Regions from separate parts of the Homo sapiens genome. Here region 1 is linked to region 2. A link is an interaction called in ENCODE POLR2A ChIA-PET data of the cell type or tissue named here. Cell type or tissue: OCI-LY7. All regions are shown on one strand.

Region 1 (2,500 bases), 60 kb after region 2:
TCTAAGGTGGTCTTTCAAAATCAAGGGAAACATTTCTTTTTGATTGCAAAATTCTATTCATTTCTGATGCAAAGGCCTCTAGGTAGAACTAACCAAATTATACCAAGACAAATTCCGTCAGCTTAAAGAACTTTTTAGTAAACCACGTGGTAGCACTGTCATTAGCAATTATAGTAAAATAATAAAAACTTACAGCTGGAATGGAGCACTGAAATCAACCAGTCCAAACATACAAAGCACACTCCCACCTTGGGGCTTCGGTACTTGCTCTTCCATGTCACTGCAGTGGTGTTCCCCCAGATGTCTGCATGGATCCCCCCCATCTCTTTAGTGGCCACTCTGTTTACAGTTACAAACTCCAGCACATATTCACTATGCCCCACTCCCATGCTTCATTTCTCTTCATTGCATTTATCAACCATCTAACATGCTCTATATATTATTCAGATATTTTATGATATGTTTATCCCACCCACCAAAAAATGAAAGCTCCATGAAGACAGGAATTTGTGTCTGCTTTGTTTACTGCAATATGCCAGAACCCAGTGCAGTGCTTGGGATAAAGCAGGCACTCAGTAAGTGTTTGTTCCAAGCAAAGAAGGGAGAGAAGAGGCAGTTAAAATTTGGCATAAAATATTCTAGTAAATCAATGTAATGACAGCTAACTGACTAAATGACTTTTTACATATTTTTCCTGTTATCCACATGTCATAACATTTGCATCTTTGAAGTATCATTCCATACCATAGAAACCTGTATCTACTAATTTCTAGTGATATCGTGCTCCATGTTTAGGGTAAATACCCTGTAAATGGGAATACATTCACCGAATTAAACACACTATTTGGTTGTTATACCTATGTATCCTATAAGAAAAGTTAATATCTGTTTACTGTATCTTATGCATTGGATATTAATAATATTAAGAAACCCTTCTTTGAAAATTAGAATGACTATCAGCCAGGTAGAAAATAACATGAGACAGACAAGAAGCCATTATTTAAAAAAAAAAAAACTTTTTAATTCTGATTGCCAAATTATTTAAGGCAGGTATAAAAAAGGAAAGCATTCAATATACATTTTACATAAAATAAACTAGATTACAGCATAAAACAAGTAACCAGGCAATGGCGTTAAAGTCTCTCTCTTCTAAAACTGGATAATTGTAAACATTAAAAAAAAAAAAAGACTGTAGAACTATTCAAGTAATAGAACAATCACAGATGTCTCTGGTACGCAGGCTATTGGGTTATTTGCCATTCAAGATTATCAAAAAATGACACCTCATTATTCACAGATGCTCATTATTTCCCCATTTTAATCTTTACATTATATACAACACAGTTTTTGTGGTACTGGCAACCCCATGCCTTCCAAAAGTACTTTTTCCACAATACACAAGTACAAACAGTGACTACAGGAACATTTTACACTGGTGCGTCTTTAACAGGAGCCACCAAATAGACATCTAAATTGTACCAAAGTGTCATCATCACAGTTAGCCTTTCTGAGGGGCTTATGGGAAATATGTGAAGGATATGCAAGGTTCAGGCACACTGATACATAACATTATTTATTTACAATTTTAAAGGAAAAGGAAAAGAAAGTAAGTAGCCTTTTGTGGCTAACACTTTTTAACATGACAAATACATTTTTAATTTCCTTTACTGAGTGGTTTGCGACGTGGCAGCAGACCCTGTGTGTGCGAGCCTGGTTACTGATACAAAAAGTAAAGAATATATTTATATTTATATATATATATATGTATATATACAGATATGTATACGTATATATATATAAAACAGAAGTTTAATTACAGCAACATTTGTTACTCTGTGATAAAATCTGTAATTTACAAAAATGAAATGACTGGTTTTTGCCTGCCATTAAGGCATTTCAAATTAACACCATGGAACTGATGTCTGTATAAAGCGCTTCCCCATGTGATCCAGTCACATGACAATGTACATGTCCAATCTTGTTATTCTCTGCAAAAGAAAAGCAAACCTTAGCACACGGTTCTATCAACATTTTGTTTGTTTGTTTTTTGAGTCGGAGTTTTGCTCTTGTTGCCCAGGCTAGAGTGCCATGGCTCAATCTCGGCTCACCGCAACCTCTGCCTCCTGGGTTCAAGTGATTCTCCTGCCTCAGCCTCCCGAGTAGCTGGGATTATAGGCATGTGCCACCATGCCTGGCTAATTTTATGTTTTTAGTAGAGAGGGGGTTTCTCCATGTTGGTCAGACTGGTCTCAAGCTCCTGACCTCAGGTGATCTGCCCACCTCGGCCTCCCAAAGTGCTGGGATTACAGGCATAAGCCACCACACCCGGCCAACAGTTTTTTTTTTTTTTAGTTTTGAGACAGAGTCTCACTCCATCACCTAGGCTGGAATGCAATGGTGCAATCTCAGCTTACTGCAACCTCCACCTCCTGGGTTCCAGCAATTCTCATGCCTCAGCCTCCCTAGTAGCTGGAATTACAGACGCACACCACCACGCCCA
Region 2 (2,500 bases):
GACTCTAGAGAAATCTAAGCTAATTGCTTTGGGACTTTTCCTACATTTCCATAAATTCTTTGTTAATTTTTTATGAGAAACTGTTATTGCAGTCGCCCTTAAAGTTCCCATTGTATTCAATAATGTAAAGAAGTCATTATGGAAACAGCTATTTGCTAGTGTCCCTGCCAGAGCTGGACGCCTTCTCATCCCTCTGTATTCTCAGGTGAGGTGGGAGGTGTTTTTTGTTTTTTTTTTCTCACTCTTTTTTTTCTAATACAAATTTTTCTTCATCTGAGTTTACTCAAAGCCAATCTAAAAGCAGTTCTATGTGGTGCATGACCTTGTCATTATAGGACAAGAATTGAGTTTGCTTTATCTGACAGTTTGCTCTGGATTTGCTTTTATACCTACTCATCAACCCCAAAGACAAAGAACTCTGTTTTAAGTGATAGAGGAGCAACTGAATGAGCCATGTTTCCCCGGGAATGCTCTAAAATTACCTTAGATGTTACATTTGATTTATTGATTGCTTCAAACCCAGAATCACAATTCCTCTAGCTTCCAATAAGCACTACCAAAGAGCACCTCAAACACATTGCCAAGATTTTCAGAGATGTTTTTCAGCCTGATTTTCTCTTTTGAGCTCCTGTGGGTACAAGAGCACGCCGTCTGGAACCACCAAGGGAAGAAAATCTTCCCTCTCTTGCTCTTAGGCAAGGCTATATTAAACAGAGTCAGACCAGCCTGGTGCTTAAGACACTAAAAGCAAATACACAGAGAGGAAGAGAGATAAGCTTAGCTTTAATTAATTTATCTAGAATTAGCAATCAGAAAATATAAAAAGAAATCCTTCTAATTTCAAAATACTTGCAAAGCTTGTGTTTTACAGCTTGCACTTAAGTTTTATTTCAAATCACATGAGAGACAGATATCAATTCATCCATCTAAACTCAAGATTTGTGCAGGTTACTGTATGCATGCTACGCCTCGATAAAAATGACATGGAGAGAAGGCCAAAAATGTCACCTGAATTTGTCATTACTTTGGGCTTCTGAAGGCCTTCCTCTTTATGGGAAGGCAATGAGCATTGGGGAAGTTACTCTGCCACTTTCAGCCCACCTTGAGCTCTAGGTTGGAGGCTTTGGGTGACTGACTTCTAAGAAAAGTGCTTGCATTCCCTGCAGGTTATTGTCTCTTAAACATCACAGGAACTTGGCTATATTTAGGGCAAACCACACAGTGGTTACACTACACTCTTGGTTAGGGCACACAAGTGGTAAGTATAGCATAGACCTGCCCACATGTGCCTCAGAACTGACCGTTCAGAGTGTGAAAGCAACAAACTCTTCTTGACATGGGCTCTTTGTTATCCACGGGTAGTTTTGGCAGCCTGCATGTAAAAACTGCCCATTTGCAAACATGTTATACATCAGCAAATGACCAAGTGGATTTTCTCAAGTATCAAAACCCACTGGGAGCCATTCAAAGTGTATAAATCCATTCATGCTCTCTTAAGGAAAATAGAATACACAAATATTTTCACAAATGATACTTATTTATTTTAATGAATGATATTTGTTTAAAATGATTAAACCTGCTGCTTTCCAGTCGTAAAGGCAAAGTTCTTGGACCCCAATGTCTCCCAGAAGCCTTCCCAAAGAGTAACTGTTCATTTTGGTAAGCAGTTCAGTAAACCTGTGTTAAATTAAAATGGAAACTAAAAGAGTAATGTCATTTGGAAGACTCTTGGTCTGCTGTCAGCATTTCTGAACACTTCACTTGGTACTGGGAAATCCTAAATGGTTCCCAATCTTTGATGGAGATCATCAAGGCACTGCTGGTACTGAAGATGTTCTAGCTTCTCACAAGTGCACAGACATGGCTTCAACCACACTTCTCTGCAAATCACAACTTGAAATTCGGTCTCCTCTTATCTTCCAATTGGCACTAAGCATTCTTTCAACAGTCTCATAAGCCATTTCTATCAAGAAGGAATTATTGTCTTTAACTATGGAAACGTAAGTCAGCTGCATTACATAATAATAACAGCAGTTGGCCTGGCACAATGGTTCATGCCTGTAATCCCAGCATTTTGGGAGGCCGAGGCGGGCAGATCACTTGAGGTCAGTAGTTCGAGATCAGCCTGGCCAACATAGTGAAACACTGTCTCCACTAAAAATACAAAAATTAGCCAGGTACGGTGGCACATGCCTGTAATCTCAGCTACTCGGGAGGCTGAGGAAGGAGAATTGCTTGAACCCGGGAGGCAGAGGTTGCAGTGAGCCAAGATCGTGCCATTGCACTCCAGCCCGGGTGACAGAATGAGATTCCATCTAAAAAAAAAACAAAAAACAAAAACCAAAAAAAAAACAATAACAGCAGTTATGTTATTTAAGGACATTACCACATAGGAGCAAGGGTATGCTCTGAAGTCCCTAGACTCACCAATTCGTATTTGAAAATTCAAAATTGGATGAGGGTGGAAGTACTACCACTTGGATATAAGAAAAGCTGGTTA

Evidence for each region. Peaks named below come from ENCODE experiments on the same cell type or tissue, not always from the same donor. Only the 100,000 strongest peaks of a DNase experiment are listed, where the experiment ranks them.
Region 1: POLR2A ChIA-PET joins it to region 2 with 6 read pairs; 4 of 35 experiments call an interaction of 5 or more read pairs at or near these places.

Annotation. Positions count from the first base shown.
Region 1 is chr5:124,635,919-124,638,418 of GRCh38, forward strand. It overlaps ZNF608 (zinc finger protein 608), which reads right to left. Exons shown (of 10, transcript NM_020747.3): 10 at 997-1,988. The coding sequence ends at 1,982. Among named protein-coding and RNA genes, the nearest start is that of ZNF608, 110 kb to the right of the region's middle. In OCI-LY7, no CTCF peak of the experiment used is centred here; no DNase peak of the experiment used is centred here.
Region 2 is chr5:124,575,960-124,578,459 of GRCh38, forward strand. No RefSeq gene overlaps it. Among named protein-coding and RNA genes, the nearest start is that of LINC01170, 140 kb to the left of the region's middle. In OCI-LY7, no CTCF peak of the experiment used is centred here; a DNase peak (open chromatin) is centred at 1,172.